Linked DNA regions of Homo sapiens: region 2 is linked to region 1. A link is an interaction called in ENCODE POLR2A ChIA-PET data of the cell type or tissue named here. Cell type or tissue: Panc1. All regions are shown on one strand. Each heading gives the region's core, and the rest is flanking DNA. Links, peaks and the distances in the headings are about the cores only. Region 1 has its middle 7.2 kb from the start of YTHDF1. Region 2 overlaps COL20A1 (collagen type XX alpha 1 chain).

Region 1 (4,374 bases), core at 61-4,060:
AAAAACAAACTCAGGACCCCAATTCACTCTGCCACAAGAAAAAAATTAAACTAAAAGCTAAGTCATGTGAGAAGCTGCCTTTCTTTTTGTTCCTAAGCAGGTAGTTACAGATAACAGGTGAAGCATCTCTACAGGAGACGTTCACCTTATTTCATACAAGTGCAGGTTTCCGAGCATGAGAGGAACACACAGCTGACGATTCCCCTGCCTGCTCCTCTTCTCTTGCAGCATGTGATTACCAAGGCCTCCCTCTTGCCCCTCCAGCCTGCTTTCCCCCCCTTTAAATGGTGGAGCCCTCAAAAGCATCTTTGGAGAAAGGCACAGACCACAGACTAAAAGGACATGTGACTCCATGTGCTTTTCTTCTAGGCATGTCCTTAACCTTGGCAAAATAAACGTCTCGATCGACTGAGCCCTGCCTCTCATGCTTTTTGGTTTACAGCTTCCTCCCCGAGTCTTAGGTGGAGCTCTCCAGAGCAGACCCCAAAACAAAAATGAGCAGTAGGTATGTTCCCGAGGGGTCACTGCCCTGGGCACCCCGCTGAGGGCCTCCCAGAGCCCAGGGACTCCCCAGGTATCCTGCCAAGGGGCCAGCATCCTGGCGCAAGTCCATCCCTCTGGGCTTTGGCTGCGGTGAGCGCTGGCTCCCAGCCAGCGCCTAGAGAGCCACAGGCAGAGTTGCAAGAGGCCAGCAGGGAGCGTCCTGAGAAGACCAGCGTGGGCCCAGAGCAGGCCCCACCACGGGCTTCTCCCCACCTGCTGGACTGGGCTGGGCTGGATGCTGACCCGACCATGGGTCTCAGTCTGGATGGTCAGCATTCCTCAGTGCCACGGCAGCTGTCTGGACCACACCTCCCGTGGCTGTGGCCCCACCTGGGTCCGTTAGTCTGATTTATTTTCCTGGCATGCCTGGCCCAGGCCTGTTGGGGGCAGGGGTGGGGAGAAGCTTATTTAGTACAGCTGTGCCTGGCTCCTTCCTGCAGCTTCCCAAGCCCCTGTGGCTTGTGAAGTTGAGCTGAGAGGCCACCTAGGGCCAGGGATGGACAGAAGGCCTGTATTAATGGGGAGGGCGGGAGGATGAGAGCAGCAGGCCTCTGTTCCCGCAATCCTGCAGAGCCCAGACATCCACCGAACAGCCCTGCTATCTGTGAGCTTCTGGGCATCATTTGAAAACATGAGATGCACCATCTCTGGCCCCAGATTCCAGCCTGGGAATCCAGGAGGTGGTTGAGTCAGCTTTAGGAAAGGCTAGATCAGGGAGCTCTGGGACCACAGGGAGGACTCTGGAGAGGGAAGGGGAAGCAAGAGGCTGCAAGAGGCAAACTGGACACTGCACTCTCCAGCTCCACACGCAGAGTGAGCAGGGCCAGTGAGCACTCCCCAGCTCCACATGCAGAGTGAGAGGGGCCAGTGAGCACTCCCCAGCTCCACACGCAGAGTGAGAGGGGCCACTGAACACTCCCCAGCTCCACGCAGCAGAGGGAGCAGGGTGGGTGAGCAGGTCTTAGGAGCTTGCCAACCTCGCAGAGTGCTAGGCACATGTGCAGCCATCAGGCTCACCTGGAGGTTTCAGGCTCAACCAGAGGCCTCCTGACCATGTAGGTCACCAACTCCACCCCAGACTACTTTGATTTCTCTGCTGGGGGTCGGTGGGGGGCAGAGGGGTGGACATGTGTGTTAATTAAAGCTTTCTGGGAGTGTGAAGGATCAGCGTTGAGTATCAGTGCCTGGAGTCTGAGCTTGGCCGTCAAAGACATTAGCCACTAGCTGCGTGTGTCTGCTGGAATTTAATTAAATAAAATTGAAAGGGCAGTTTCTCAATTTCAAAGGTTCAATAGCAGCACCTGCTGGACACAGCAGGCCACAAGTTACAGAATGCCCACCAGGTGGGGTGAGCCCCTCTGGCGCTCCCTTCCACATGCTGCCTCCCAGCTGGGGAAACTGAGGCAGGTCCCTGGGGAGCTGGAAGGTGCACACCAAGGACCTAACTCCTGATTCAGAGCTCCCTCTGCTGGACATAAAGCAGGTGACAGCACAGAGGTGACACCAGGGGCCTTGGAGCTGTCCCTACAGACAAGTGATGACCCAGTGGTCCCAGGTGTCCCCAGGGTGAGCATGAGATCTCGAGGAGCCACACGAAGCTTTGGAGAGGAGGTGAAGCAGGCGGCTTCAGGCAGAGGGAACAGCGTGGCCCTGGGGGATGTGCATGTGGCTGGCATCCTGGGGACTGTAGGCAGACAGGGGTGCAGAGGTGTGTGGGGCTAGCGCACGGGTACCTGGAGCCCCTGGTCCAAGAGGCGCTGGGAACAAGGGAGGGATCTGAGCAGGGCTGGACTGTCCAGACACACTCCTCCTCTGTGGAACTGTGGGCCAGGCCCGAGGTTCGTATGTTATGCTTGTCCCTATGGTCAGGACACTCAGCTGCAGGTGACAGAAACTCAAAGCTAAAAATGAAATGTATTGCTTCACCCAACCAAAAGCACAGAAGTGGACCATTTCAGACTCAGCTGGATCCTGGTGTTCAAGCATCTTCATTCACTTGCTTCTCCCTCTCTGGACTGGCATCAGGCCCAGGTGAGGCATCCATCCCCAACCACAGGGGTTGAGGAGGGGACGCCCTGAAAGAATATCAGGAATGTGGTCACTCAACTGAAGGGAGCTACATGCCGGGCAGGCCAGTAGAGTCACCCAAGACAGCTAGCAAGCCACGTGGAAGGGTGGGAGAGTCCAGGTGGCCTTCCTCATCCTGGGACAGGTGCTCCCCTGGGGAGAGGCTGCTGTTTGCAAGGGCAGATGAAATCAGCAGCGTCTTTTGCTAGCACAGTACTCAGCACCCGGCACGCCTCCCTGTAGCACCGCCCAACCCCAGGTCCTGTTCTCCAGAGCTAGCCCTGCCCATTCTCATTCCTGTCCCACCTGTGGCCCTCCCCAGGCACCTGGCCCAGGTAGATCCAGCCATTGTGGGGCCTCCCTTTCTGGGCCACCTGCAGCTCTAGCTGTGAAGCCTGAGCCTGCAGGTGCCTATCTGTGTCATCTGATCATGTTGGTTACTCTCTGGTCCCCCTCCTGGCATGGTTTCCTCCCCACTTTCTAGCCTGAGTCGTCCCCATGGTCCCCCTCTTTGAAGACCTCTGGTAGAGCCCCAGAGTCCTGGTGGCATCCAGGGACTCCTCTGGTGTCTTTCAGACCCAGGGCTGGCCTCATAGGATGTGACCCAAGCGGCCCCACACCCAGAGGGTGCTGTCGTCACCATCTTGATATTAACACTTTTGTCTGAATCTGTGTTTTGTGAGTGCCATCTGATGAGATGGTGGCATGCGCCTGCACTTGGGGTCTGGGAGCCTGGCTTGGCACAACCCTCCTCCCCCCACCCCCAGGAATGGTGTTTAGCCACCCAGTGACCCCTGCCAACCCTCATCCCAGCAGGGACCTGGGTGTGGGCACAGAGGGATCAGGGGCATGGCCCATGCATGGAGCCACAGGGACAGGTTCAGGTGCCTGTGAGAGTTTCCCCTCCCCTTGCCCAAGAGCACATGACGTTAAATAACAAATAAAAACACCATCACAGGTGCAGGGAGGGGCGCTGGAAGGAAGGAAAGAGCCTTCTCTTGCTGTTTGAACGAGGGCCCCGAATTTTCATCTTGCCCTGCTGGGACTCTGTCTGGCTGCCAGGCGAGGCCTCTCCTCACCAGAGCAGAGCCCAGTAAGCACCTCTTGTAGCAGAGCCTGCATTGTCTCACTGCTGAAGGTGTCCACGGAGGCGGGTGGTGCTGCAAGAGCAATGCAGTCCCTGCAGTCCCTGCAATCCCTGCAATCCCTGCAGTCCCTGCAGTCCCTGCAGTCCCTGCAATCCCTGCAGTCCCTGCAGTCCCTGCAATCCCTGCAGTCCCTGCAATCCCTGCAATCCCTGCAATCCCTGCAGTCCCTGCAGTCCCTGCAGTCCCTGCAGTCCCTGCAGTCCCTGCAATCCCTGCAGTCCCTGCAATCCCTGCAATCCCTGCAATCCCTGCAGTCCCTGCAATCCCTGCAGTCCGAAGCTACTGCGATGAGCAAGGCACGCTCACATCTGCTCCCTGAGCCTCCACCTTGGGGCTAACGGAGACATCGGCCCCAGAGCACCTGGCACTGGTACTTACAGGCAGATGACAGTTCTCTGCAGTGGGAGAAGAGGCTCTTGGCAAAGTGGAGTTAGGAGAGGCCCTGTTTCAACTCCTGGAAAAGCAGGGAGGGAGCTGAGGCCTGCAGACCAGCAGGACCGGGGCTAGGAGCTTTACTGTTCAGGCTGGGTTGCTGGCCCCTGGGGGATGTCATGCCGATGGAGCAGGGCCAAGGACAGGGCAGGTGCCAGGGCTCAGGACCAGGTGAGAGCTCAGG
Region 2 (4,374 bases), core at 122-4,121, 74 kb before region 1:
GGGAATACTATACAGCAAAGAAAATGGACGGCTGTTACACACCACGGGGCAAACCTCACAAAATGCCCACCAAAGACACAGACATGAGGGAGTCGCCATGGTGTGATTCCACTTAGAGAATGTTCTGAAACAGGCAAACTAGTCCATGCTGTTGGAGGCGGCCGTCCAGGGAGCAGGGGAGGGTGGACGTTGGCAAGGGCACCGGGGCACCCGGGACGGTCGTTTTCCACCCCAGGAGGGGTTTGAGTTGGCCACCCCACAGTGCTGATTCATACAGTTAGCATTTATGCCTGTGTGCTTTTCCATCTGAGTTTTGAAAAGCTTTAAAATTAGCACCCATTGTCAGGTTAGGACTGTTCCTGCTCTAGGAACAGGGTTCCCTGAAAAGGTGTCCTCAAGGCCCTGCTCCTGGAAACAAGGATTAACGCGTGGGGAGCAGGTGCTTCTGGGGTTCGCTGTGCGGAGTCCAGGCTGTTCTGAATGCCCCTGACGCATTGAGACTCGTTCTGAGGAGGGAGTCGTTTCTTTAAAAAATATGGACCGGGCATGGTGGTTCACGCCTGTAATCCCAGCACTGTGAGAGGCTGAGGGGGGCGGATCTCCTGAGCCCAGTTCAAGACCAGCCTGGGCAACATGGTGAAACCTCTTCTCCACAAAAAATACAAAAATTAGCCAGGAGTGGTGGCACGCACCTGTACTCCCAGCTACACAGGAGGCTGAGGTGGGAGGATCTCCTGAGCTCGGGAGATTGAGGCTGCGGGGAGCTGTGATCGCACCACTGCACTCCAGTCTGGGCAACACAGCAAGACCCTGCCTTTAAAAAAAATTAAAAATTGAAATTAAAAATCAAAAAAATTAAAAGTATGTACTGAATGCCTTCTGCAGGGGCTGCGTGCCAGGGACAGAGGAGCCCCATTCCCTCTTCCATGTCATATGTGACGGGGGAAAGGAATGTGGGTCAGCAGAGACCAAGGCCAGAGAGGTGCTGACACTAAGGGGCTGGTGGGAGGGATGCTGTGGGCCTGAGTGGTGGCTGCGGCCACCACACTGACTGTCCTCGGCACGTGCTAATGGGGAAGGGGGCCTGGGAGGGGCAGGTCCTCACCTGCCATGGGCTTCACCTGCACCAGGTAGCCGAGGCCGCTCCCCTCCGACTCTCTCCACTTCATCTGCAGCCGGTCCTCAGGCAGCACAGCCAGCCTCAGGAGACCGCTTGCTACAGAAACAGGACATAGTGGTCAGGACTGACCTGGCCTCCCCATCCACCTAATCAGCTGTGGGGGTACAGGCATCCTGCCCTCAGCATTTGGGAGGAACACAGTCCTATCCCGGGGGACCCCGAAGAGACAGAAGCCCACCCAGGGTGTCTGAGGCGGACTCAGCCCCACTTGGGGATACGAGGCCTCGCCTGGGCGCTGAGGAGAACCCGGCCCTCCCCGGGGTCCGCAGTCACAGGGCCACCCTGGTAGCTTTGGTGAGAGGGAGTCCAGTCCCACCCAGGGAGGCCCCAGCCTGGCTCTCCGGGGGTCCTCCCACCAGGAAGAGGCTCAGGCCCATGTCTGGGAGGACAGCAACCACCCCACTGATGATCGGAGGCCCCGAGCCAACACAGCAGCTGGCAACCTGCCCAGGGCCCTGAGCTGAGTCCCCTGAGCTGGGGCCCCTGGGCTGAGTCCCCGGGCTGGGTCCCCTGAGCTAAGTCCCCTGGGCTGGGGCCCCTGGGCTGAGTCCCCTGGGCTGGGTCCCCTGAGCTGAGTCCCCTGAGCTGGGTCCCCTGGGCTGGGTCCCCTGAGCTAAGTCCCCTGAGCTGGGGCCCCTGGGCTGAGTCCCCAGGCTGGGTCCCCTGAGCTAAGTCCCCTGGGCTGGGGCCCCTGGGCTGAGTCCCCTGGGCTGGGTCCCCAGGACAAGTGGCCATGCAGCTGCAGACCCCTAGCTGCCAAGGTCACTGCCAGGTGCACGTGCCGCCTCAGTGGGGAGTGTGGGTGCAGAATCCCACACTGGAAGTGTGTGCACATTGGCACGTGTGTGCACGTTGGTACATGTGTGCGTCCATGCCAAGACGAGGCTGCCTCCCGCGATGGGGGATGGGTGTCCAGGCCATCTGAGAGGAAGAGGGGGCGGCAGGGGCCTGGCCAACCTCCCAGGGCTCTGGAGAGGGTTGGTGCCCCCTGAAAGCTTCCGGGGCTCTGCAGTAGGGGCAGCTATTTTTGGAAAATGGGGACAGAGATGGGCTTCTTTGGGCTGCCCCCCGGAAAGCTGGGGCTCGGGGGGAAGAGCAGGGGCTGGGGGGCACTGGGGCAGACACAATGACCCATTCAGAGCAGGCAGCAGCTGGGCCGGGTCTCCGGATGGGGCTGAAAGGCAGGAATGTGTGGGGGATGAGGAGGGGGCTCTGAAGGCCAGCTGTGAGCAGGGCCCCTCCCGCAGCCCCTGCTTGTGAAGAGCCTTCTGTTGCTCCACTCTGCCTGAGAACGTCAGGGACCCCTTCCCCAGCTCCCTGCTGGAGGACAGCACTGTTGGGGCCTGAGCAGGGCACTGGGCAGACAGCGGCTGGTGGGAAGGGCCCCACCCAGGACCACGCTCCCCTCCCTGGACTGTGGCCGCACCCAGCCTGGGCCATCCTGGGAAGGGCTGCCCCAGCGTGTGGGCTCCCACCCGTCCTGGGCTGGACTCAGTGCCCCCAGCCCACCTGGCTGTCCTCAGGGACTCAATGGCCCCCGAAAGGCCCTTGTGAGGGGTGGCCCCATCATGCTGAATCCTGAACTAGATAGAACTAGATTTGCCTTCGCCTAAACTCAAGTTGTTTCTGTAGAAGCAACTTACTGATTTGGCTCAAATTGACAGTGCAAGCTTCTTTCAAACTGAAATCTCAGCCCCCACTGGCCCCAGGGCAGGGTTACCCTGTCTGAGCTGAGGGGACCAAGGCACCTGCTCATGCAATGGTCTGTTGCCTGTGTGCAGGGCAAACCTGGCACATCAGCATGGCAAGACAAGCCGTGAAACCCGGAAGGGTCTCAACAGGCGGCTCCACGCTACACCGGGGCTCCCGCATCTCACCCGCCCTTCTGCAATGGCAGCGGCACCTGGAGGCTCCCTCGCCCCGGCCTGTCAGGCCCTGGTGGGGGTGCTTTAAACGCACAGTAGAAGGGGGAGCTGCCTTTCACCCCAGCGGAACAAAACCATCGCTCAGTGGGAGCCCGGAACCTCCCAGGAGCTTGCAGGTGCCGGGAGGCGCCGCGTTGGCCCAGCCCAGGGACAAGTTTACAGCGTGGCCGAGGCCCCGGAGCCTTCTCCATAGACACGGAAATTCACCTTCCTAGAGTCAATCTAAACCCACATTTCTCAACAGGAGGAAGAAGCTGCTCAGACAGGTGAGCCCACAGCATCCTCTGCCATTTCCCTTTGCTGCCATGGGCGGTGCCCTACGTTACCCAAACGCCCCAACCAGTAGCAGCCAGACTGGAGGGGCCTTCTGAGGACGTGGTGCTGTCGCCCAGGGATGCGCACGGAGGGGGTGGTGCTGCGTGGAAATGCGAGTGCCGCACCGAGAGAAGCCAGAGGGCTATGTGCCCAAAACACCAGTGGGAGGCGGCGGTGGGAAGCAGGCAGGAGGGAAGGGAAGGCGGCTCCATCTTTACCCCAGCCTCCTGCTTCCTAGAGACTGCTCCGAAAGGTGTTCGTGGAATAACTCTCGGCCAAGCATTAATATAACAGAGAACTAAACCACAGAGATGTGCTCCCAAGGCGAGGCTGAAGGTTTGGCGGGAGCACACGCTCCCTCCCGTCTTGCCTTTGTTGTGGGAGCTGCTGTGAATTCAGCACGCATTCAACTTAGGAGGAAGACGGGGCTCAGGGGCGGAGGGCTCGTCCCGCGTGGGCACTGGTGGGGCAGGCGTGGCCTCGGGGCAAGCAGGGGCCCACTGCCAGTGTCCTTACCTTGAACTTGCTCTCTTCCCAGGGTGGCGCCCAGCCACAGCCAGAGGCAGAGGCCGAGGTGTGCAGGGTCTCCGGAGCTCATGGTGCTCGGGCTGTGGCAGGGAAGAGGCCATGCCCTTCAGCCGTCCCCCCGTCTGTCCTCTCCCTGACCACAACGCCAGAGCTTCTCCAAATCCTCGAGGGCCAGGCAGCCTGTCCCCACACCGGGCTCCACCCCTCACATGTGTGAGGACCAGAGGCCTGCAACCTGTTGTCTAGGGGATACCTCCCAGCTGCCTAAAACTCAAGGACCCAAGGCTAGAGCTGGGGCTGCCTCCCACTCCCACCCCACTCTTGGCATTTACACCACCGGGGGCTGCTCTGAGTGACAACAGGACCCCCAGCCCCCAGTTGTCCCCACGCCCAGTGCAGGGGTGGCTGGGACGGGCACGGGGCCTC

The links. ChIA-PET counts read pairs that join two places held together with the same protein. Peaks named below come from ENCODE experiments on the same cell type or tissue, not always from the same donor. Only the 100,000 strongest peaks of a DNase experiment are listed, where the experiment ranks them.
Region 2: POLR2A ChIA-PET joins it to region 1 with 5 read pairs; 6 of 35 experiments call an interaction of 5 or more read pairs at or near these places.

The regions. Positions count from the first base shown.
Region 1 is chr20:63,221,170-63,225,543 of GRCh38, reverse strand. No RefSeq gene overlaps it. Among named protein-coding and RNA genes, the nearest start is that of YTHDF1, 7.2 kb to the right of the region's middle. In Panc1, for the core only: CTCF peaks have their summits at 787, 1,771 and 1,985 (motif pointing left); a DNase peak (open chromatin) is centred at 1,983; H3K27ac peaks cover 1,138 bases.
Region 2 is chr20:63,294,752-63,299,125 of GRCh38, reverse strand. COL20A1 (collagen type XX alpha 1 chain) reads right to left here. Exons shown (of 36, transcript NM_020882.4): 2 at 3,937-4,028; 3 at 1,106-1,216. The coding sequence starts at 4,018. Among named protein-coding and RNA genes, the nearest start is that of COL20A1, 3.8 kb to the right of the region's middle. In Panc1, for the core only: no CTCF peak of the experiment used is centred there; no DNase peak of the experiment used is centred there.